Regions from separate parts of the Mus musculus genome. Here regions 1 and 2 are each linked to region 3. A link is a loop called in an ENCODE intact Hi-C map of the cell type or tissue named here. Cell type or tissue: left cerebral cortex. All regions are shown on one strand. Region 1 overlaps Fxn (frataxin). Region 2 has its middle 9.2 kb from the start of Gm41823. Region 3 overlaps Fam189a2 (family with sequence similarity 189, member A2).

Region 1 (8,000 bases), 280 kb after region 3:
AGAGTTAATAGCACCAGGTCCTGGGTACCGAGTGTAGGTGACAAAGCACGAAAGGGCATTTTAAGATGGTTTCTTTTGACTCTTTGCTGCTCAGGACTCAGAAGTGTACATACTTGGAGTCTTGGGTACATTTAGAAGTTACTTTTAGAGTATCTTTTCAGAGACAATGGAAGAGTGGGAACGACTCATGTCTCCCTCTGAGCCTTTTTCCTTTTCAGGAGGTTATTAGCACACATGGTGTAGGTTATTAGCACACACAGTGTAAGACATTTTGAGGCTGTTATATCATGGACACACTTGTGGTGTAAGACTTTCTTTCTTTCTTTTTTTTTTTTTTTTTTCGAGACAGGGTTTCTCTGTGTAGTCCTGGCTGTCCTGGAACTCACTCTGTAGACCAGGCTGGCCTCGAACTCAGAAATCCGCCTGCCTCTGCCTCCCGAGTGCTGGGATTAAAGGCGTGCGCCACCACTGCCCAGCATATAAGACTTTCTAAGAGACCAGAGGTCTCAGGTTGGGGAGCAAATGACATAATCCTAACAAATGTCTGTAGAAATGAAGAGCCAGGTCCGGGGACAGGGTGGGAGGGAACACACTTTTTTCACAGAGCTGTCACACACGGTGTGACTATCTTCAGGAGCAGGTATGGGAAGGCAGACATTCAGCTACAGGAGGAGGCTGGGGGTCTTCACCTGACAGTGTTTAATGTCTTGGAATCTGGCTGGCAGTCAAGTGCCTTTTCCAGAATAGGCCAATGAAGACAAGTCCAGTTTGGTGTTTAAAGCTTTAGTCAGCTCCCTGGCCAGCAGCTCATGCAGAGACACGCCGTCATGAGAGTACACCCAGTTCTTCCCGGTCCAGTCATAGCGCTTGGGGCCGCTGCGAGACAAAACAAATTCATGGTAAGTTAGTGAGGATCCTCTTCAGGAGAGCCACTGTGTTTGGACTAAATCAATCTGTGTGTGTGAGTATGTATGTATGTATGCATGCATACATGCATCTATCTATCTATCCATCCATCTATCTATTTATCTATCTATCTACTTTTGTGTTGTTTTTCAAGATAGGATTTCCCTGTGTAGCTCTGGCTGTCTTTGAACTGTATCTGTAGACTAGGCGGTCTTGAACTCAGAGTTCCACCTGTCTCTGCCTCTTGAGTGCTGGAACTAAAAGCGTATGGCCACCACTGCCCAGCTTATCGATCTGTCTTTGAAGATAGATTCCTATCTGTATCCCCGGACAGGTAGCCTGGACCTCACTTGTGTAGCCAAGGCTACCCTTCAATTTGTAGCACTCTTCTGTTTCAGCCTAAGTGCTGGGATTATCAGCAACCACATTTGGCTGGACTGAATCTTAAAAGTCCCACGGCAGCTGTGGTTAGAAGCTCACGATCTAGCTCATGACCCTACTGCAGGGGGTGGGAACTTGATCTGGTAAGGCCTAGACGTGGTGTGTTAGGTCACTGGCAGTGTGCCTTGGATGGGCGATGGGGAGTCCGTCCTGTTTCCCTCCATCAAATCTCCCTGGCCATGGTCTGTCTCACTGTAGGCCCAAAGGCAACGGCAACTAAAGTCTCTGACACCGTGAACCAAAAACAAATGCCTCCTCCTTTCAGTGAAGAGCTAACGGAATCCAGAGCTGCCGGTACCCAGAGACCAAGTGCGGCTTTGCGTGACACGCAGTGAGGCGAGCCTTTGCTTTCCTCAGCACCTTCCTGAGGGCGACTGACTGTGCAGTCTGTCCTCTGGAACACTCCACAGCCCCGCCCCCGTGAAACTCTCTGCAGCACATTCATTCCATCGCTTTTTTTCCTAGGACAGATGCTATCTTACAGCCAGGTTTGGGAAGTGATGCTAATTTTGTACCACGGATGTGCTGATCAATGCCCAACCTACACTACTGTGTCGCCACTAACTCTGTCTACATCCGAAACACCCCTATTACCCTGAAAGAAGCCCTAATACCTACTAATCAGCTACCTTGCCTCTTCCAGCCTTGGCTACCACCTGTGCTATTATTAAAAACTTTGCTGGGCATGGTGGTACAGGCCTTTAATTCCAGCGATTAGTGGACAGAAGCTGGCTTGGTCTCTCCAGCAAATTCCAAGCCAGCCAGGGATCCAAGGTGTCTTAGTGAGGGTTTGTATTCCTGCACAAACATCATGACCAAAAAGCAAGTTGGGGAGGAAAGGGTTTATTCAGCTTACACTTCCATACTGCTGTTCATCACCAAAGGAAGTCAGGACTGGAACTCAAGCAGGTCAGGAAGCAGAAGCTGATGCAGAGGCCATGGAGGGATGTTCTTTACTGGCTTGCTTCCCCTGGTTTGCTCAGCCTGCTCTCTTACAGAACCCAAGACTACCATCCCAGGGATGGCACCAACCACAATGGGCTAGGCCCTTCCCCCTTGATCACTAATTGAGAAAATGCCTCACAGCTGGATCTCATGGAGGCATTTCCTCAAGGAAGGCTCCTTTCTCTGTGATAACTCCAGCCTGTGTCAAGTTGACACACAAAACCAGCCAGCACACAAGTTAAGACCCTGCCTCAAAAAACCAACAAAACAAAACTTTCTTCTTTCGACAGGGTCTCCCATAGCCTCAGCTAGCCTCCAATTCCTTCTATAGCCAAGGATAACCCTGAACTCTTGATTTTCTTGCCTTTATCGCTCAAGTGTTGGGATTACTGGCTTGCTCCATAATTTCTAGCTAAAAGTAGTTTTCTTTATTGAAAATTAAAGCTGTGAAATTGAGAGCTCTATCAGTGTGTCCCCTTCCTTCCCGTTCTGTTGCTGCATCTACCCCACTCTTCAGGTGAGAGGAGAAAGCATTTGGGATGCGGTTTTATACTACCTCCTTTTGCTACCTTTAAGAGGAGTGACTTCCTGGGGTCATTGCGATGTGTCCACAAAAGGAAATGGGGGACCTGTCTGATCTTTCTCTGCTTCCCATCCTAAGATGGGACATTGTTCCTACACATTCTCCCATCAGGGTACACCATTGTATAAGAGGCTAAAGTAGCCGTCCCTTGCATTCCTCAGTCTTGGACCCTGAACCTTGAAAACCACGAGATAAAGAAACCTTTCCCTTTTATCGGTAACTTGTCTCAGGTATTCAGGGTAGCGATGTGAAGCTGACTAATACACGGTACTGCGGACAAATCGGTAGCTGGTGTTGGCCATGATTTGTTATTCCAGATGTATAAGACCCTTGTCTCACGTTCTAGCTCCTCATGGCCTGGAGAACAGTGGACACAGTAACAGACAATGAACCCTGAGAGTTCACCACTGAGAACACTCGAGGGAACTTTCGAAGAACCCCACACTAGAAGAGTGGGGACACAGCTTAGCAGCACAGTGCTTGAGCGGTCCCAGCGTGGTGACCGCATTGTTAGATCTCCAGCATCACAAAACCATGAGGAGACTGAGGTGTGGTGGGAAGGCAGGGTAGAGGGAAGAGATGGGAAGTATCTTGTGTAGGTATAGATACACGAGGGCTTTTAATACTGCCAATCAAATGCTGGACATACAGAGAAAAGGGCAAATGGACAGGCAGGGCTTCCGTTACAAGAGCAGAAACCTCTCTGAACACAAAGTACCCCGGTCACATGAAAGCAAAACAAAACCAGGAGAAACCAAAGAATGTTCTTTGATCCTGCACCACAGCCCTGCTCTCAGGTAGAGTTGGAACAACTCAAGACCCCTCCACATTGTCCAGGGTTCTGCGCCCAGATTCTGGGGCCCAGGCGTCCCCCACATTCTATGGCAAGGGGGCCAGGAAATTCTGTCTCCACAGGACCTCAAAGGTTTTCTTCTGAAATAAGAAGTTATAATCATGGCCCTGTGAAAGACAGTCTGGATAAATATGATATTACTTCCGGGGTGATGGAGAGAGGGCTCAGTGGTTAAGGACGCTTGCTGCTCTTCCGCAGGACTGGTTTGATGTCTTTCACTACCCTGGGCTGCTTACAACTGCTTGTGACTACAGCTCCAGAAGATCTGGCTCCCTCTGCTGGCTACTGTAGGTATGGACACTCAACCACATCCATATCCACACCCACAGACATATAAAGGCCCGTCCCCCTTTATGACGTAATTGTGATGAAGCGGGGTTACTTATGAGACGCCCCCCCAAGCCTCTCATATACATTAGTTTTTAAAACAGATAATCTGGTTTTTAAATTAACTGCTTTTATGTTGTTTTGATATATGAGTGCTCTGTCTGCAAGTATACCTGCAGACCAGAGGAGGGCATCAGATCCCTTTATAGATGGTCGTGGGCCACCATGTGGTTGCTGGGGATTGACCTCAGGACCTTTGGAAGTGCAGTCAGCGCTCTTAACCACTCAGCCATCTCTCTAGCACCTAAAATTACAGGTTTTAAATGTATTTGTTTTATATGCATTGGTGTTTTGTTTGCATATTTATCTGTGTGAGGGTGTCAGATCTCCTGGACCTGGAATTACAGATAGTTGTGAGGTGCTATGTGGGTGCTGGGAATTGAACCTGGGTCCTCTGGAAGAGGAGTTGGTGAGTGCTCTTAACCACTGAGCCATCTCTCCAGCTCCAATTACGGGTTTAAAAAGAGTTTCCTTGGAGTTTCTTGTAAGTGACTACCCTGACACGGATGCCAGGATTTGAACTCTAGCCCTTGTGCTGGAGCAGAAGGGCTCTTAAGCCATCTCTCCAGCCTGAGTGGTAACCATTTTGTTTGCTGTGTGTTTGTTGTGGTGGTATTCCAACCCAGGGCCTTCTCTCACATGCTAGGCAAGTTCTTTGCCACTGAGCCACACCTTGGCACCTTTTAAAAACTGCCAATACCATTAGGCTTCCAAAGAATTCCACACTGCTTCTAGCTGAGATTTCCCACGGCTCCTTCAAAATGTCTCCTTCAGTACTGCTGTTGAGCCTCAGGGAGGTTAGTGTGAAGGCTCCCTGTGGGCATCGCTAGGCTGTTCCCAGACCACTGAGGCAGCAGCTGTATACTTATCAGTAAGTCCTTAGTTCTGAGACAGGGTCTGACTGCAGTGCATCCTGCTGCTCCTTCAACTGCAGGCATTGCCACGGGGCAGGCAGGCATGAGGCTGGGGGCCCTGGGGCTGCTGATAAAAATCACCGTCCCGTCCCGTTGTGACAGAGTCAGAGCCCAGCTCTGCCAGCAGAGTTACAGAGACCTTCAAAGTAGGCCAGGAGTTAAAGTTTAACTTACTTTGAGGACAAAGTGCAAGTTTTCTCAGATACTACAATATAAAAAATTCCTCCCTCTTTCTCCTTCCTACCTTTCCATTTTGGAAACTGAATCCAGGGCTTATAGATTACTGGATAAGCACTCTCCCACTGAGATATGCCCTCAGCCTTCAAAGTAGCTTTTTTTTTTTTTAAAGATCTATTTATTTATTGTATGTATGTGAGTACACTATCGCTCTCTTCAGACAGACCAGAAGAGGGCATCAGATCCCATCAGAGATGGTTGTGAGCCACTAAGTAGCTGCTGGGAAATGAACTCAGGATTTCTAGAGCAAACTGAGCCATCTCTCTAGTTCCCTCAAAGTAGCTTTTTAATGAATGAATGAATGAATGAATGATTATTATTTTTAATCGCAGGTATGTGCCACTGTACCTAACAAAAGTGGCTTATGGATAGCCCTGGCTATCCTGGAACGCACTATATGGACCAGATTTGCTTATTTGCTTTTGCTATAGGGTCTTACATGATAGCTCAGACTAGCCTTTGAACTGGCTATGTAGCCAAGGCAGGCCTTGAATTCTTGCCTCTACTTCTTGAGTGCTGGGACTATAGCTATGTTAAGACTGTGTCTGGCAAAAGTATCATTTTCAAAGGCAAGCCAGTGGTTTTTCTCTTCTGGGGAATGATATACTGGAGAAAACCAGTCTGGGCCAGGCTCTGAACAGTTCCTTCTGCTTCAGGTCTTGTCAACATCCTGATGCCTGAGTTGCATAGCAACCCGGGTATCAATGAGGAGAAGGGTTCAACTACAAGCCAGCCTCCCTGCCGAGGCAGACAGCCGTAAAGTCACGGCAAAGCCAGTGACTGACTCCCTCTCAAACGGTCCCCAACACCGCATTCCAGATGAGTTTACCCCTTATGGATTTTGACTTCTGAACATACCTGGAAGGAGAAGACAGCCAGATTTGCTTGTTTGGGGTCTGCTTGTTGATCACGTAGGTCCCTAGATCCCCGCCCAGCTTAATGGTGAGCACGCCATCCTAGGGGGTCAGGTGGCAGGAAGTGTGAAAAAATAGATTAGTTAGTACTGTGATACACACACACACACACACACACACACGTAAATATATAAACATAAATAAAAATAAAATACGTTTCTGACCCATTCTGACCCTGAGAGTAATGTTTTTACCATACAAGCTCCTATGTTTGGATACACAAACACACACACACACAAACACACACACACACACACACGTATGCACATACACACTCGCGTTCATATACATGCTCATATCTCAATGCCTTTCATGTATCCAAGGATATAACAGACACCATTAAGAAAAGGGGGCTGGGGATACAGCCCACTGGCAGTGTGTTCTGGCTTTGGGAAACCCCATGTTCAATTCTTGGCACCAAAACCAAACAAACTTTAATGCTCAAAAACAGGAGCTTGTATGGTAAGAACGTTACTCTTAGGGTCAGAGGTTTGTTTTACGTTTATTTATGCACGTGTTTCTGTTCACGTGTATGTGCATGAATGCCCTTAGAGGCCAGAGACACACAGGACAGCTGCAGGGCCGGAGTTACAGGCATCTATAAGCCACCTGATGTGATATGGCTGCTGGGATCCAGGCTCTGGTTCTCATGATAAAGTAGCAAGCGTTTAACCACGGAGCCATCTCTGCAGCCACCACGAGTGAATGAATCGTAATAGCATACGATGAATGCCTGAAGCTCATAGCGCTTTCTCTCTGCCTGTGTGGTCGCCAAGACAAGTTAAGTCTTGCCTGAGATCTCAGCCATGGTAAACAGGACCGCTAGCCAACCGCAACACGTACTAACGCAGACTAAACTCTAACAGCGTCTGTCCAAGTGTCAGACCTGAGTCCATCACGAAAACACGGAAAGAAAGTGATTGTGGTGGCAAAATCTGTAAGGTCAGGATTTGGGAGGCTAAGGTGGGGGATGGTGAGTTTGAGGCCAGCAGGCTGCACCACAGAACGCAAAACAGAAAAGGAGAAGAAAGTAATCCATGCCCTTTCTCGTTTGTCTTAGAAGAGCGGACGGAGCGGCCCAGGCCTACCTGTGTTAGTTCCAGACCCTTCCCAGACATCCAGCGAGTGCTCCAGACTCCATACAGCTTTAGTTCCCTCTAAAAAGCCTTGCACTCTCAAAAGACTGGCCAGTCCATTTTTACCCAATAAATGAACATTTAAATTTGAAAGCACCCCACAAAGGAGCCCTTCACTCTGAGGGCTTTAGTCTCCTTAGAATGCAGAATATGAAACAAAGGCTAGGCACTAAGCACACTTTAAAGGGGCCGGGTATTGCTTCTGGAAAGCAGGTGGGAGCCTCTTGTTGCCCAGATGCACCCCCGCCTTTCTGTGCACTCTGCAGAGGGCCAATCCAATCAGGAGACTTGGACGGATTCTCACAGCACACTCTTAGAAACACAGCCAACCATTTATATAAACTAGAGGCTGGGATGGATAATAATGTAACCAATAGACACGGGAGGGGACAGTAGTGCTCTCTTCTCTCTCTCTCTCTCTCTCTCTCTCTCTCTCTCTCTCTCTGAGATAGGGTTTCATTAGGTAATTCAGGAAGGTAACAACCTTGTAATATTTGTGCCTCTGTTTGCCAAGGAAGAGATAGGTCTGATGCTGAGGCTCCCCTGGGAGAATCCTTGCCTATGACACACAAGGCTCTGGGTTCCCTCCCCACAGGGGTCAGGCTTCGTAATCCCAGGGCTCAGGTGGTAGAAGATCAGAAACTCAAGGCCATCCTTGGCTACATCCTAGTTGAGGCCAGCCTG
Region 2 (8,000 bases), 75 kb after region 3:
TCCAAGTTCGAATCCCAGAACCCACATGATGGCTAACAAGTAGCTCCACTTCAAGGTCATCTAACACCTTCTTTAAAAATATGGATTATTTACAGGTTATTAAGAGTATGTTATAGTCTGGGTATGGTGGCACATGCCTTTTATCTCAGCAAGGAAAGTAGAAGTTCCAGGACAGCCAGAACTACATAAGGGAAGGTGTGTGGTGACTTTAATATGCATGGCCCAGGGAGAGTCAACATTAGGAGGTGTGGTCTTGTTGCAGTAGGTATGTTCTTGTTGGAGGAAGTGTATCACTGTGGAGGTGAGCTTTGTGACACTTCTCCTAGCTGCCTGAAAGACAGTAGTCTTCTCCTGTAGAACACTCAGCTCCTCTGACACCATCCCTGCCTGGACACTGCCATGCTTCCTGCCATGATGATAATAGACTGAACCTCAGAACCAGTAAGCCAGCCCCAATTAAATGTTGTCCTTTATAAGAACTGCTGTGGTCATGGTGTCTGTTCAAGCAATGGAACTGTAACGAAGACACTGTGTTATACATCAGGGTAGTTTACACTCCAGTAGTGCAGAAAACCTACAGGCAGCTTTGTTCCACATGCAACTCAGTACAAGTTACAGCTCTGCATGGCTGGGATACAATACCAGGATCTTTCAAGCTGTTCCACCCTGGGTCTACCTGGAACCCAAAGAATCTTTTGCTTCAGGATTGCTCCAGAAAACAGTCATCATACCCCTCCACTCAGAGCCCACATGGGGACACAGGATCTAGCCCATTGTCACACACACACACACACACACACACACACACACACACACATACACACACACACACAAAATGTGCAGTGTAACACATAATGCCCTCCACTGGGCTTTTATGAACAATTACTGACCTAGCATTAATTAAGACAAATCAACACACGGATGTGCACACGCACACACACATTTTTTTAAACCTCTGAAGGCATCAGGAGGAACAATCCTGGTGGCTCACTACTGTAAACCTAAATCTATCTGCCCAGCTCCTGATCAGAATATTCCCATTTGCCATGTGCCCTGCAGGGAAGACCACAAGGGAACCTGAAGCTTAGCAGAGGAAGTCGATTGGAGCCTGACATGGATCTTTTTGCCAAGAGCTAAGGAACTGGAGCATCCCCTGGGTGCTGCCTTTGGACATCTACCTCACCCACAGTATGGTGGCAGCACTGTAGGACCAGCTCTAGGATGGCCACTGGCTTGAAGACAGAGATTCAAGAGAACTTGTCCCCAAGGCTGCAGGAAAGTGAGCTGGGGCACTCACGGTCAGTTGAAGCAGAGGAAGGGCATAAACAAAAACAAGGCACAGCTTCACAGAGCCTCAGAGATAAACTCATTATGCAGAGAGAGACAGAGGCACAGAGACCTTGTAGGATGTCTCTGTCAAATCCCTCCCCTCAGATCTCAGGGAACCCTATGAAAGTGGAGGTCAAAGGAGTTTAAGAGCTGGAGGGGACGGAGGACACCAAGAAATCGAAGCCCTCTAAACCAACATGATCCGCACTCATAGGAACTTACCGAGTCAGGGGCAGAGTGCACAGAGCCTGCCCAGGACCTCTGCCCATATACTAAGGCTTTCAGAGCAGTGTTTTTATGGGATTCCCGAGTGTGTGAACAAATGGGTCCCTGATTATTGTGTCTTTGGCTCTTTTCCTTCTGTTTGTCCTACCCACCTCCTATGTGTTAGATTTTATTTTATTTTATTTTATTTTATTTTATTTTATTTTACTATTATCCTTTAAAAGCTTGTTCGTTTTCTAATGAGAAACAGAAAGGGAGTGGATCCGGATGGGAGGGGAGGTGGGGAGGAACTAGGAAGGGTAGAAGAGGTGGGGAACTGCAATCAGTATGTGTTATTTGAGAAAAATAAATCTATTTTCAATTAAAGGAAGGAAAAAACCACTCCTTGCAGCACTCTGGGTGGTCTAAAATGGTGTCTTGGAATTGGGGCTGGTCCTCTAAAAGTGTCCTGTCTGGACTGCTGCTTTCTTCCAGCGGCTTCCAGAGAGCCCCAGGTAACCTTTGCCTCTGGGTCACTCCTTGCCCACAAGCAAGTGCTGCAAGTAGGTGGAGCCTGGAAATGGCCCACTGTTTTATTGAAGGGATGCCGATGAGACCTTAGTTCCTTATTACCCACAGCGGCCTCCTGAGAGTAACGGGAAATTCCAGAAATTCTGCTTCCCTTGGATTTATTTCGACCTTGATGGTTGCTCTCCATGCTGTCACCCACCTTGACTGCCTAGAAGCTCAGAATGAACACAGCAAACACCAGCAAAGAACACAGGGTCTTATGGCGTTTGTTGTATGCTCCCGGGTCTCTCTCAATCTCTCTCTCTCTCTCTCTCTCTCTCTCTCTCTCTCTCACACACACACACACACACACACACACACACACACAATCACTTCACCTTCTCCTACATCAGACTTTCTTTACTCTGACAGCATCATGTTTTTTTAATTCTCCCACATCTGCCCCATTTGAATATATTCAAAGGCTAAAAACAACTTGACAAACAGCTCAATTGGGGAAATGGCACAAGCAGCTTGTTTTAGAATACTCTTATCCCACTTTCTGTTTCTACTCTGGCCTTCCCTTGTCTTTACATGGCTGTGTTTACAAACTCCCATCTGCTCTGTTGAGTGAAGAATGTGTTTCTAAATGACCAGTGATATTTTTAACCTCTGATGGATTTATTCCCACTCCTGGATGTCTTCCAAATGATGTGTCATAAAGAGCCTCTCCTGAGCACCGTGAGAGCATGCTCAGAGAGTTCCCAGGGGGAAACAGACTTCTGGGTGGTTCTGGGTGCTCTGGGAAAACTGTGCATCCGTGAAGGTCTCATGACCCAGTAGAAGATGTCAGAGGTCTGAAGGCAGTGTGTGAAGGGTCATCAGGTCTTCTTCCTTTCTTTTTCACTTGGTCACATGGGATGGGCCACTTCTGGGCCTCAGGTTTCTCCTCAGAGAAACAAAAGGGAAGGGCCTTGTGTGAGAATGGTATGGGTGGAGGAGGGCTAGAAGCCTGAGTTAAGCCTCTGAGCTACCCCAGGACCACTACAAAGGGATAGGGAAGAACCAGTCTGTGTTATGGTTTGAATATGGAGTGTTACCCTCTGTCCAAGTTTGCTTTCTGTTGCTGTGAAAAAAAATGACCAAAAACACCTTGGGGAGGAAAGGGTCCATTTCAGCGTTCAGGTGACAGAGTCAGTGAGAGAAACCAAGGCAGGAGCTCAAGCAGGTACCTGAGAGCAAGAATTCAAGCAGAAACCTCAGAGGAAGGCTGCTTTCTGGCTTACTACCAGGCTCAGTTTTAGCTACCTTTCTGAGATATCCCAGACCCTTCTGCCTAGGAATGGTGCTGCCCACAGTGGGCTGGTCCTTCCCGTATCAATTAGCAATCCAGAAGATGTCCCACAGACATCCCCACAGGCCAAACTGATATGGGCAAAGTTTCTCAAGTGAGTGACTCTAGTTTGTGTCAAACTGTGACAATAAAACTAACAAGGACTAAAATAAATAAATAAATAAGACTCACATATAGATTTCCCGACTCTTGGCTTCCTGGCTGCCTTGAGCAGCTCTGTTCTTCTCCTTCACACTCACCACTAAGATGCTCTGCTTTACCAGGCCCAAATGCCGACACTGGACCGTGGGCTAAAACTTATGAAACCAGGAGCCATGTGGTTTCCTCTTTTTAAATTCTTCCTCTCAGGCGATTGTCTCAGAGACAGAAAGCTGACTAACATGCCCTGTTTCTTGGTTCTGACTACAAGGCTGGGTGGGTAGCCTCAGCTACTGTCTTAGAAACCCAGGGCCTTTGAGTAAGGAAAGTGGGCAGGAGAGTGAGCTAGAGACCCAGTTAGGGACATGACAGTCACCCGTGAAGATCTCTGTGTAGACTGTGTTTTTTTCATGACCACATGCAGATGTGGTTTTGCACGCATGCTCAGTTTTCTCCTCCCCTCATTCTCCCCATATCATTTTCTTTAAGATCTAGAAAGTGGTTTTTTGTGGTAGTAAACTAATAATGCCATAAAGTTCAGCCTTTGATCTGTTGGTGAACATTTGGGTTATTTGGATCTTTAAGGTATTGTGAATCACGGATTTAAGAATAAAGTACAAGGTCTGGCAAGATGGCTCAGCAGTTCAAAGCACTTGCTACTCTTACAAAAAGCCATGGCTCAGTTCTCTCCAGTTTCAGGGGATCCAGCACTGTCTTCTAACCTTTGCAGGCACCAGGCACACACGGGTACATATACATACAGGCAGGAAAACATTCATATACATATAAATAGATAGATCTTTAAGAAAGCTAAACTGTATTTCTACCTGAAGGTATGGCTTCAATTTCAGAGACACATATCAAAAAGCATTCTTTCTAGACCTTTGACAAGGTCTTAGTATGTAGCCATACTGTCCTGAAACTCACTATGTAGAGGCTGGCCTCAAACTCACAACTGCCTCTCTCCCTAGTACTGGGAGTAAAAGGTATGTGCCACCACACCAAGCTCCCTTAGACAAACTTTAAAAATACATATCAAAACCACTTTTCTGAGGTTGCAGAAATGCCTCTTGCAAAGGACCCTGGTTTGGTTCCCAGCAGTCATATGGAGGCTCACAATTGTATGTAACTACAATTCCAAGAGATCCAGCACCCCCTTCTGGCTTCCATAGGCACTGCATGCACATGGTGCGCAGACAAGCAGGCAAAACCACTCATGTACACATGAAAAATATTCAAAAACTTCAATGAAATCTTTGAAATTATTTTTTCATAAGGAAAATTCTGTCTCAAAAAATATACAACACACACAAAAAAAGAGAGAATGTATTTACATCCACAAAGGCAGAGAAAATAGTTACATATGGAACTCCACCTGCATAGCCCTGACCATGGCAAGCTCGTTACCTGCATACACTGGAGTACTTTTAAGATGACTGCAGTCTGCATCTCCTCATTTCTGTGTATCTCAGAGTCCACAACAGAAATGACTGAAGCATTTCTTAGGGAGTAGCATACATGGTGAATGCCTACCTGACCAAATACTAGTGTGGGTTATTTACTCGTTGAATAACCAATAGGTAATGTGGCAGCCTTTCAAAAGACATGCCACATTACAAAAATAAAAATAAAATTGAAGCACACTACAGACTAGAGAAAAAAAAATGAAGCAAAGAATCATGGTGTGTGCACATCTAACTTCACTGTGAGTAACCAAAACGGTGCCTACATTAAATATGTGCGTGTGAAAGTAGGGAAGATGGTTCAGTTAGTGAAGTTCCTCCTATACAAGCATCAAGGCCTGAACTTGACCCCCAGACCTGATTATAAGAAGCCTAGCAAGGAGGCACACACCTGTAATCCCAGCACTAGAGAGGTCAAGACAGGAGGACCCCTGGGGCTTACTGGCCCCCCACAAATTGGTGACCCCAGGCTCACTGAGAAGTCTTGTCTCAAAAACTACAGTGGAAAGCAATTGAGAAAATCATCCAAGGTCATCTCCTACATACACACACACTCAAATAAAATAAAATAAACTAAAATAAAATAAAATAAAATAAAGTGTGGGCAGCAGATGACCCCAGTGACATTCTGATATTCCCAGTGTACTAGAGAAGACAGAAAGAGGGGTGGGACAAGGGGAAGCCTGTCCTGTCTGGAAAGGCTCTGACCCATTGTTGAAGGCACATTTTGTTGTTGTGTTGGGATGGTAGGATTCTTGCTGTAAATGCTCTTCATTCCCAGCCTAACACTCCAGCCACAAATGCGACTGTGGTTTCTCTGAGCTTCCTTGTCTTCCCTGTCTGGCCACAGTCTGGGTGACTTTGAGCTTTCCCAGCCTAGGTGGCTATTTACAGAAGGGACAGGCCGACGTGATACGAAGGCAGTGGCTTAGACACTGTTTCTCCTTCTGTGGTAACTACAGAGAGGATGCTGTCACGCAGTGATCTTGTCCAGGGTCCAACAGCCACTTAATAAGGAATTGGTAGAATTTTAGAGACAGAGGCATTTCTCAGTGATTTTTTTTTTACAACTTCATCGACTTGGCCCTATTCATATCACAAATCATCTCTAAAATATAGTAGCTTGAAGTCTTATCTGTCATTGATTCTTAGCATTTTATTACCTGTGAAGTTAGTCTGTGTCTAACAGTCTATAAGACTGTGCACTTTGATCTTCAGTGGTGGTCATGAAATAGCTGTTGCTGCCTTCAACTGAACCTGGCCAAGTATGTTCATCTTACCGTTTTGGTTGAATTGTGTGGGCAGACGTGTGTTGATTGATCCTCAAAAAGATTATTCCATACTTAGCCATGGAAAATAATTTTGGGGTATCTCCAAAGGTGCTAAAAACAGATTATTTAAATAGAAAAATTAATGTTAGTAAAACTAGTTTTAGCTGTTAGGGAAAAAAATTAGCTTTATTTATATACAATTTTCCTTGTAGAACTGTACAAGAAAGGATTAAGCGCCCCTAAATTGTAACTTAGATGCACGCCAAAGAATTGCCCATCAGATGCCAAGAAATTTCTCACAGTGAATGTCAGAAGCATGGCTAAGCTACATGTAAGCAATCATGGAGTACTCCTCTGAGAGAACTCAAAATAGCATTGCCCCGAAAAGCTCCCAGTGGGTCTTGCTGCTGACACGTAAAACCCATCTGGAGGCAGCCCATATGGCATTGCTAGACAGCTTCAAACGCTGTCAGGGATGCAGTTTCTTTTCTCTTGTTGCCCTATTACCCTCTGCGTGTGCCTCCCACCTCACGATCTAATGTATACAGCTACTTCCAATGCAGACATCATCACCATAGCCCATCTATCTGATTGAAGAAAGGACGGAGGGGGAAGCAAAGAGCAGATACCAACTGGTTACAGCATCGTCATGTAGGCATTGCCATGTACAAGAGACATCAGTATGGGTGTTTTGCCTGCGTCATGTCTATGCAGTGTGTGTGTGTGTGTGTGTGTGTGTGTGTGTGTGTGTGTTCACGTGTGCGCACGTGTCACCTTCAAACAGAAGAGGGCATCAGATACTCCAGGACTGGAATAATAGACTGTTGTTATATAGATTGCCATGTGGGTGCTAAGACTTGAACCCAGGTCTTCTCAAAGAGCAGCAAAAGCTCTTAACCATTGAGCCATCTTTCTAGCCCCCAATGGTGCTAGAAAGCCCCCTCTTTATTCAAGCAGCCACTGCCAATGACAAATTAGAGGTCTCACCACTGAGAAAAACACAAAGAATGATTTTGGGGAAATGGCAGTCTTGACCACATTCGTTGTCAGATTTATTGGTGTGAAGCTAGTGTTGGGATTCCTTTACTTTTATGCTTTAAAAAGGCTTATTTTATTATCTAAGTGTATGAATGCATGCCACATGTGTGGTGCCCACAGAGGCCAGAGAGGGTGTTGGATCTCCTAGCACTGGAGCCATGAGTGAATCTGGGTCCTCTGAAAGAGCAATGTATACTCTTTACTGCTGAATCCTCTCCGCAAACCCAGACTCCCTTACTTTTCAACCTCAGTTGCAGCACTGAGACTGCAGTGGGAGAGCTTGCCTTGTGCATGTAAGGTGTTGGTTCAATTCTCAATTGTATAAACAATATTTTACTGCATTAGTCCTAACATTTCATATTACAGGGGGGCGTCTATTTTTTTTCTCGATCAGTCATGAATTTTATCTTTTTTTTAAAATATATACTACTCTTTATTATTATTCCTTGAGAGATGGCTCAGCAATTAAGAGCATTGGCCACTCTTCTAGAGAATTCAGGTTCAGTTCTCACCAACCATATGGCAGCTCACATCTGTTTCTAATTCCAGTTCCAGGGGATTAGACACCCTACACACAGACATGCATGCAGGTAAAATACCAGTCAACATGTATAAGATAAAAATTAACAAAACATTCAAAAATGTATTTTCTTTCTTATTTTACATCATTTGTTTACTTACTTCTTGCTCCCT
Region 3 (8,000 bases):
AGTTAGTCTGCAGAGAGCTTCTGAAGAACAGAACACAACTACTAGACTAAGTCCCCCAGAGGCCCCTGCTGGTTGAACTACAAAAGCTGTTTACTCTATTCCTTTGCTTCCTTCAATTTTATATGCTTTTCTCTAGTGAGAGATGTTTATAGATGTCCAGGTATTCATATATTCAAAAGAGGCTCCATGTTATTATACTCAAAACAATGAGGGAGGGAGATGAAGTAACATGTTTCGCTGTATCCAAAGTGTTTAAAAAAAATAAAACATAGTCAGATTCCAATAATTGAGACTACTAGAGCACACTGAAAAAGATAACAAATACAAAATTGTAGAGCCAGAGAATAAAACCATACACTCCTTGACTGGTTTTCAGAGAAGTGCCAGCAACTGGAGAATCGGGAGACAGTTCACCTGATAATCTTACAGCATCATGGGCAACCAAATGCGGTTACCCACGACTTCAGGAACAGTCCCACCAGCCACACAGTGCCAGGGCCAGTGAAGTGGCTCATCAGGTAAAGGCACTTACCTCCAACAGGACGACCTGAGTAGAGTCCCCAGAACCCACATTAAAAGAAGAGAACTGACCCAAACAGCTTGTCTTCCAACTTCCACATATGCACCGTAGTGTACCCACCCACCCCCCCACAACACAACACAACAATAAATAAATATATGTTTTTAATTAAAAAAAAATACCACATGTATCTTTCCAATATAAACATAGACTATCTTATTTTCCCATGGCCTCTCAACTTCTCTCAAAATATTGCTTTAACTAGGAGGGCCCTCAGCTGGCCAGAGCCACCTGATTGTACCCGATGCTTTAAACACTACTTAGCACCAGTCCAAAAATCTCAGTGGTCTACCAAGAGCCTGAGGAGTGACATCACCTCTCTCCTCCGAATGGTGAAGCACAGGGTCGCTCTTTGATCTTGTCCTCAGAAGGGGGAGAGCTCTCCGGCTTCTCGGAGGCTGAACCAGAGTGAGAATAGGAGTTGATCCAGATGTGTTTTCTTCACCAGTCGTGTTAGTAAGAGCCCCACCTGATTTAAAATAAAATAAAAAACACAGTATTTCAACAGCTGTAGCCATCAAAATGTTGGTCAGGAAACACCTGTAGGCCCAAACCTGCCAAGGCAAGAGTACTGTAATTAATAACATTTACTTAGGCTGGTGGCCCAGTCAGTTTTTAGTTCCCAGCACCATGGCAAAGCCTCCCTCTCCAAATCACCCTGCCACACTTAAAACAAGCAAACAAGAAAAATGATAAGCCCAGGGGGCAAAAGTAAGAGACTGTGCCATAGCATCAGTTTGGTTTGTTTCCTAGGGTTGTTTAGACATCCTGATGCCGCCTCCAAGAGTAGCAAAGCTTTTCACAGTATCTGGCTCTTCAGGGAAATGCCACCTATGTGGGCAAAGGGCTATCCTGTGAACTGCCAAGCCAAGGCTAGCAGATGCACATCTGCCTAGCCCAGGGGGTGCCCACATTGGGACACTTTCAGTGGCTGCAAAATAAATCTGCAAATGACACTGGAATAGGACGAGCCCTGGCCAGGAAACGTAGCAGCAGCGTCTGGAAAGCCGAGTTTCTGATTGGAAAATTCCTCGTGGAAAAACAAATGTGCTTAAGGGAAGAGAACAATGTTTTATAATCCTTTTTAGGGTAGGTGGGGCTTGGAGCTCAGTGGCGGGGCTCACAGTCTGTCCCCTTCCAAATGTAAAGTGAATTCAAGAATGGCCCACATAGCACTGCTGAAAAGCTACCCCCATCCGACATGGCGGAAAGTCGATCCATTATTTAGTGCCAGCTGCAATTTTGTACCAGTGGACAATTCTCTAGGCCATTTAAAACCTCCCCAAAGACAGAAAGCGGGAACAACAGTGTCCTTAAATTACAAGGATAAATGTAAAATGACTCTAGCATGGACCACAGGGCTGAAAAAAAAAATCTTAATTCTAGCATTAAAACCTTTGGTTACAAATGACAATGTGAATACTCACTGGGAAACTCACGTTCGTTCGAAGGAATCCTGCTCATTTCAACAGATCAAGGAAATGGATTGGGAGCCAGGGGAATAACGAGTTAACCTGCACTCTAGCCCATGGGTTCCTGGGGATAGTCTGATCATTCATGAAAAAGTTTGAAGTAGGTCTCTTTATTTCAGTGTGTTTTTTTCTTTTTTCCTGTTAACATTTTAGATCTCACTTCTAAGCCCTAAGAGTTTGAATACCTTACCTCCAGCAAAACACTAGTCAGATCATTCTGCCATGTTCTCCTCTATTGACCTATGGCCTGGCGTAGGGAAGGTGTGTGTTACCTTGAGTTATCTGCGTGCAAACTGGCTCTGCTGGGCTCGCAGCAGTTTCTGGTCCTTCTGGCATTTGGAATGAAGACTCCTGCATCAGAAAGGAAGGGAGAAGGAGGGGTCATTGTTTTTGGTTTTTGATCCTCAGAGGACCCCCGTAAACCCCTTCAGGTTATGTTAGAGCATATACTCTGGGGAGTAGGCATACCTGCTCCTGGTCAGTCTGGCTCACTACAGCTTCGTATGGAGGTGGGGGGTCCAGAGGACAGAACACTTCCACACCCTTGATGCGTGCTCCATAGATATGGGGCAGTGGGATGACATCAGAACCAACCATCCTAGAAAAAGCACCGGGTGTCAGGAGGTGCGCTCTGTACACTGGCCCTCCTACAGCAGCAGACCCTGGACCCTCTGCCTTTGCCTTTAAATTGGGAGTGGCCTGGACCTAGAGGAAAGACACTCACAGAAGCTCAGCCAAAGAGGAATAACTATTCAAGCTATCCTTAGGCAAATACCCAGGGGGTCCTTTAGAAATGACAGTGTATAAAACGTAATGCCCTTTTTTCCTTTTAGTACAGCAGTGTCCATGGGGATGGAGAGCATGGGTGGCTGCCAGGCTCTGAGGGAGGGGCTAGGGAGGGGTTGCTTAGTGTTTATGGACTTGGCAGTTGCTTACGGGAGAGGATAATGCTTTGCAGAGAGTTAGAGGTGATGGTTGCACAATGAGGTGGATATACAAAATACCACTGAAGCATATCGCTAACAACAGCCAAGGCAACTAAGGGTAAGGAGAATCTTGGTGCCCTCCTGCAGTCGTTCACAGAAAAAGCTTCTTGCCTCGGTTTCCTTCACGTCTGATTCGTGAGAGAAATTCACTGTTGGATAACTTTTTTTAAAAGGGGAAATTAATTTCAAACAAAAGGTGAGCATTGCCCCCAGCTCCAAGACAAAACAGGAGCTAGCAGAAAGGATCATAGAGTGACTCGCACATGCTCCTCAGGTCACTCCCTGACTAATGATGCACTGGGCCAGGTGGGTGGCACTGGATAAAATTCAGAAACAAGAGTCCTAGTAAGAACAAAGAAAGAGGTGGGTTAACATTCTATTTTTCTCTGAACTTGATGTGACAAACCTGGCTGAGTTGACAAAAAAGATCTGCGTCCATTTGGAATATTGATACCTCACTCCCAACAACAAAGCTATAGCTAACCGATAGTTTCAGCAGAGAAACTTTAAAAGAGTCTCGCTATTACCAAGATGCAGAGAGGCTGACTTGACAGTTACTCTGTCATGTGACTGGGACTGAAGAACCAGCTGCTGTTTTCCTGGTTAAAGCTAACTTCTCCTGGGGCTCCTCTTCCTCCCTCAACCATTCCTGCTGATGTCAGCTATTTCTACTCTGTTCTTCACACACACCCACTTCTGTTGCTCCACCACGGGATATGTGGGGTTCCTGAGACTGTACCATCTGCCACACTCAGCAACATAAGTATATGATGTCTCTGCCTTAGCACAGAACTACTCAATTATACTCCTCCTTTCCAAATTGCCTTTCTCCCAACCAACGTTAGATGCTTTCCCTTTTCAAGTACTTCTTAAGTAATAGTTTTTGTTGTTGTTAGAGAGGGTTTGATGTCCCAGTGCTTACAGATAAGCACCAGAAAACCAGACATTTTAAACATGAAAGGTTGTCTCTTCAAAGGAACTGATGCAGAACCCGTTTTTCCCACCGAGAAGGCTAGAAATGAATTTGGTTAGTAGCCTGGATGCCTTCTGCACTATCTGTATGACCACACCTGATCCTCCTCCAAGTCCTTAAGATAACATATGTAGTCTGTCTATAAATCCCAGTTTCCAGGGCTAAAGAGATGACTCATGGGTTAAGAGCACTGCCTGTTCTTTCAGAGGTTCTGAGTTCAATTTCCAGTAATCACATGGTATCCCAGAATCATCTACAATGAAATCCAATGCCCTCTTCTACCATGTAGGCAGACACGCAGATAGAGCACTTACATGCATAGACTACATAAATAAACTTTAACAAAAGAACCCATCTTTATGGAAGAAGTGGCACATACGTTAAGAGTTTCAATGCAATTCAATCCCTTAAGCTTTATTGTATACACAGAATTATGTTACACCAGAAAACTTTTCTATATTGTGCTAAACTTAAACCAAAAAACTTAAACTAAACTTGAACCAACACTGGCTACTGAGTCATATTGAACAGGACTTCTTTTTTGGCTCATGAGGATCTACAGTCTGATGGCCATAGTGTTTCCAGAGACAACACACACACACACACACATTGTTGTTGTTGTTGTTGTTGTTGTGTTGTTGTTGTTGTTGTTTTAACTGTGGTTGTAGGACCCTTGACAGAAAAATTAAAAGGAAAACCAAACTCACAAGATTCCCTGCCAGTATTTATCGCATATAATAAAAAGAAGAAAAGACATTAGAAAACACAGAACTGAAATTTTAAAGTAATTAAAAAAGCAAAAGGTAAAACAAAACAGAGAACCCTGTGCTCAGTAGGTACTAGATGACCCATAGCAATGTCTCTTCTTTAAAAAAAAATAAAATAAAATTCTCTTCTTAGAATATGAAGAAAAGAAAAGAGGGAAGCTTACAGATAAAAAGACAGACCCAAGGCCAGATGCATCTAAGCGACTGAAGGGGAGAGGCAGAAACTGGATTTAAAACTCATCTTATTTCTTGTGCCCATTTATGCTCCCCTGAAAGGATAGAGGCGAGGTTTTATACTGGCACATGACTTTGGATGTTCCCCAGAGTGGCTGTGTAAAGTGTCAAGCATCCAGTGCACAAAGAAGTCCCATGAAAACACTCTCCCTGGTCTAGAGGGTTCCTGTCAAAGCTGCCCTAAGTAGATATTCTCCATAGAACAAGGACTCAGGCATGGATTTCGTTCCAACTCTCCTACCTAGCTCATGCTGTTTAAAAACTCCCACTGCTGAGTGACTCCAAAGGACTAGACCCTTCCTAGATTTAGTGGGAGAGTCCTGACCAATGAACATCACAGCTGTCTGAATCAGAGAGGCCAACTTTCTCCAGATATGGTGAGGCTTCAGTCTTTAATCAACACCCATGAGTCATCTTTCTAGCATTTCTAAACCCTGCCTTTGCCCCTTCAGCAAAGAAAGAGAATAGCTGAATCCCTTGCCTATTGCTAGTTCTGCTTGCCTGCCTGCTCCCTGACATTCCCAACCCATGGCTATCTTTGCACCCACAGAGGTGTGGCATTCACAATAACCCATGGCTATCTTTGCATCCACGGAGGTAAGCATCAGATTTCCAAGGATGAAAAGGTCAGGAGAGTGGGCTCTCATCTTAGATGCTAAACTACCACAAAATCTCTTCCAGAAGGAAACCCAGAAATTGAACATGGCATTTTCCATAGCATGATCACAAAATGAATGACTCCTACGATGTCATTATGTCATTATGATGACCACTGATGCTGCATTTCAATGGACAGCACCAAAGGAAAGTCCATGTAAGTTACTTCTTATCACACATCACCTAGGCATATATAAGCTTATGGAGACTGTGGTGGTTGAACGAGGAATGCCTGCCATAGGCTTATATGCCTGAATGCTTAGTCATCAGGAGTGGCACTACTTGGGAGGGATAGAGTGGGTGTGTCACTGGGGGTGGGCTTTAAGGTTTCGAGGCCCAGTAGCTTTCTCCCTTCCTGATACTTGCAGATTCAGATATGGAACTCTCAGCTCCTTCTCGAGCACCATGTCTGCCTGCCTGCCATCATGCTTCCCACCATGATGACAATGGACTAAACTCTAAGCCAGCCTCAGTTAAATGCCTTCCATTATAAGAGTTGCCATGGCCGTGGTGTCTCTTTGATTCAATAGAACTCTGACTAAGACAGGGATGAACAGGATTCTTATTGGCTTGAAAGTTGTTTTCTCTGGGATCCTCTATGAGTAGTAATGGAGAAGAATCAGCTGGTAGGGGAGAGGGTTTAAAACCCAGAGACTACCCACAGGGAACACGTGCTTTCTCGCCAACCCTCTTCAGCATCTGCGCTGCTCCTCTCAGTTTCTGAAAGGGTCAGAATCACTCCATCCTTGCCCCATGTTCTGCAATGTCAGCAGACCGCTCCCCAAACAAAGAAAAGCCTTGCTGTCCCAAGATAATTTGTTCACCCAGCTGACAGCCCCTCTCCCAGCTTTCTGACCATCTCTGCCTCTGCCTGGGTAGGTATTCCAGGAGGGGTGGGATAAGAGTCAAAGAACGAGAGCAGAGCTTAGGTGGGGCCTCTTCCAAATGCATTCATAGCTGTTCTGAACTATGAACATTAGAAAGTGTTTTTCCAACAGCCCCCAAACATGGACCACATCTGACTGATGACTCTACGCGTACTACAGATATCCCAAACTACACTGCTTGACCCCAGATATCAAGCTAAAGATGCTAATCTCCCCTTAGACACCAGAGACTTTTTTCTCTTTGGGGTTTAACCTTTAAACTCAGCATAAAGTCACTTCTCTAGGGATGCCAGGGCTGACTGGGTGACCCAGTTGGCTCTTCTGGGTTTGGGAGACCTCTGGGCATGGAGTGCTGTGATTCTAACTCTCATGTTAGGATCTAAACTGAGCTCATGGCTTGGAACAGAGGAAGCTGGGCTAATTCATTTTGAATTTCTATAACCCAGAACAGCACCAAGCAAGGAGGAGAAGATTGGTAATGTTTGCTGAATGAATAAATGAGATCATTCTTTAAAGATTTAATCCTAGGCATTACTAACAACCAGATCAATACATACTTCACTCTACAAATAATAATTTCTGATATTTAAGGAAAATAGTCAAAATTTTGAGCTAGAATTTGAAAAGAAAAATTAACCATGGTGTCCATTTTTTTTTCCAAGCCAGAAAGATGCAATTAATAATTAATTTTTTTCTTGGTGACTGCAAAGAATGTCACGGCTCTTGGGACCAGCTGATGGTGTTATAATGAAACATCGATTCTGCCTAACTGGGCATGTTTCCAGGGCAACAGAAACCCCCAATGCTGTCAAATTACAGCTGTTATCTCACCGGGTGTCAGTTTTCCCTAGGAAGCTAAAAGAAATTGAAAGAGTTTATCTCTAGGTCAAGATTGGGACTTATCTTTGGAGTCGTCTAGTTTATCGGAGAAAAACAAGACAGGGAAAGAAAGCTAATCGGACAGACCAATCTGCCTGGATTTTGGATTAAAAAGAAAAGTGGAAGCTCGGGTGGAGTGTTCTGGAGACTACACAAGTCTCAAGGCAGGGCATACCACAGAGACCCCAGCGTGACATAGGAGTTATACCTGCGGTTCATCCGAGGTGTGCAGGAGTAAAATGTGGCAAAGTAAGAAGGAGGAGGCACTGGTGGCACAAAGTCATCTGGGTCTGGAATCCGACCGTGTTCTTCCACGTCCTCTGCAGACATCTGGGATTCATCCTGGTTAAACAGCGTAACAGGAGAAAAGCAATGGATCACACAGTAGGGATGGAAAGCTAGGTGGAAATGCCACACAGTGCTTCCACACATAGCAGGGATGGACTGCTAGGTTGAAATGCCACACAGTGCTTCCACACATAGTAGGGATGGACAGCTAGGTGGAAACGCCACACAGTGCTTCCACACACAGTAGGGATGGACTGCTAGGTTGAAATGCCACACA

What was found. Peaks named below come from ENCODE experiments on the same cell type or tissue, not always from the same donor. Only the 100,000 strongest peaks of a DNase experiment are listed, where the experiment ranks them.
Region 1: it touches region 3 in a loop (3-fold over the local background); 3 of 42 quality-filtered maps call a loop at or near these places.
Region 2: a loop joins it to region 3, with 2.3 times the contacts of the local background. A loop is called at or near these places in 2 of 42 quality-filtered maps.

The regions. Positions count from the first base shown.
Region 1 is chr19:24,261,178-24,269,177 of GRCm38, forward strand. It overlaps Fxn (frataxin), which reads right to left. Exons shown (of 5, transcript NM_008044.3): 4 at 6,125-6,222; 5 at 1-876. The coding sequence ends at 726. Among named protein-coding and RNA genes, the nearest start is that of Fxn, 15 kb to the right of the region's middle. In left cerebral cortex, CTCF peaks have their summits at 4,009 (motif pointing left), 4,212 (motif pointing right) and 5,422 (motif pointing right); DNase peaks (open chromatin) are centred at 1,808, 4,009 and 7,562; H3K27ac peaks cover 248 bases.
Region 2 is chr19:24,052,377-24,060,376 of GRCm38, forward strand. No RefSeq gene overlaps it. Among named protein-coding and RNA genes, the nearest start is that of Gm41823, 9.2 kb to the left of the region's middle. In left cerebral cortex, a CTCF peak has its summit at 4,689 (motif pointing left); DNase peaks (open chromatin) are centred at 2,190, 2,652 and 6,648.
Region 3 is chr19:23,977,066-23,985,065 of GRCm38, forward strand. It overlaps Fam189a2 (family with sequence similarity 189, member A2), which reads right to left. Exons shown (of 11, transcript NM_001114174.1): 6 at 7,644-7,777; 7 at 2,521-2,650; 8 at 2,325-2,403; 9 at 897-1,049. Among named protein-coding and RNA genes, the nearest start is that of Fam189a2, 50 kb to the right of the region's middle. In left cerebral cortex, no CTCF peak of the experiment used is centred here; a DNase peak (open chromatin) is centred at 3,716.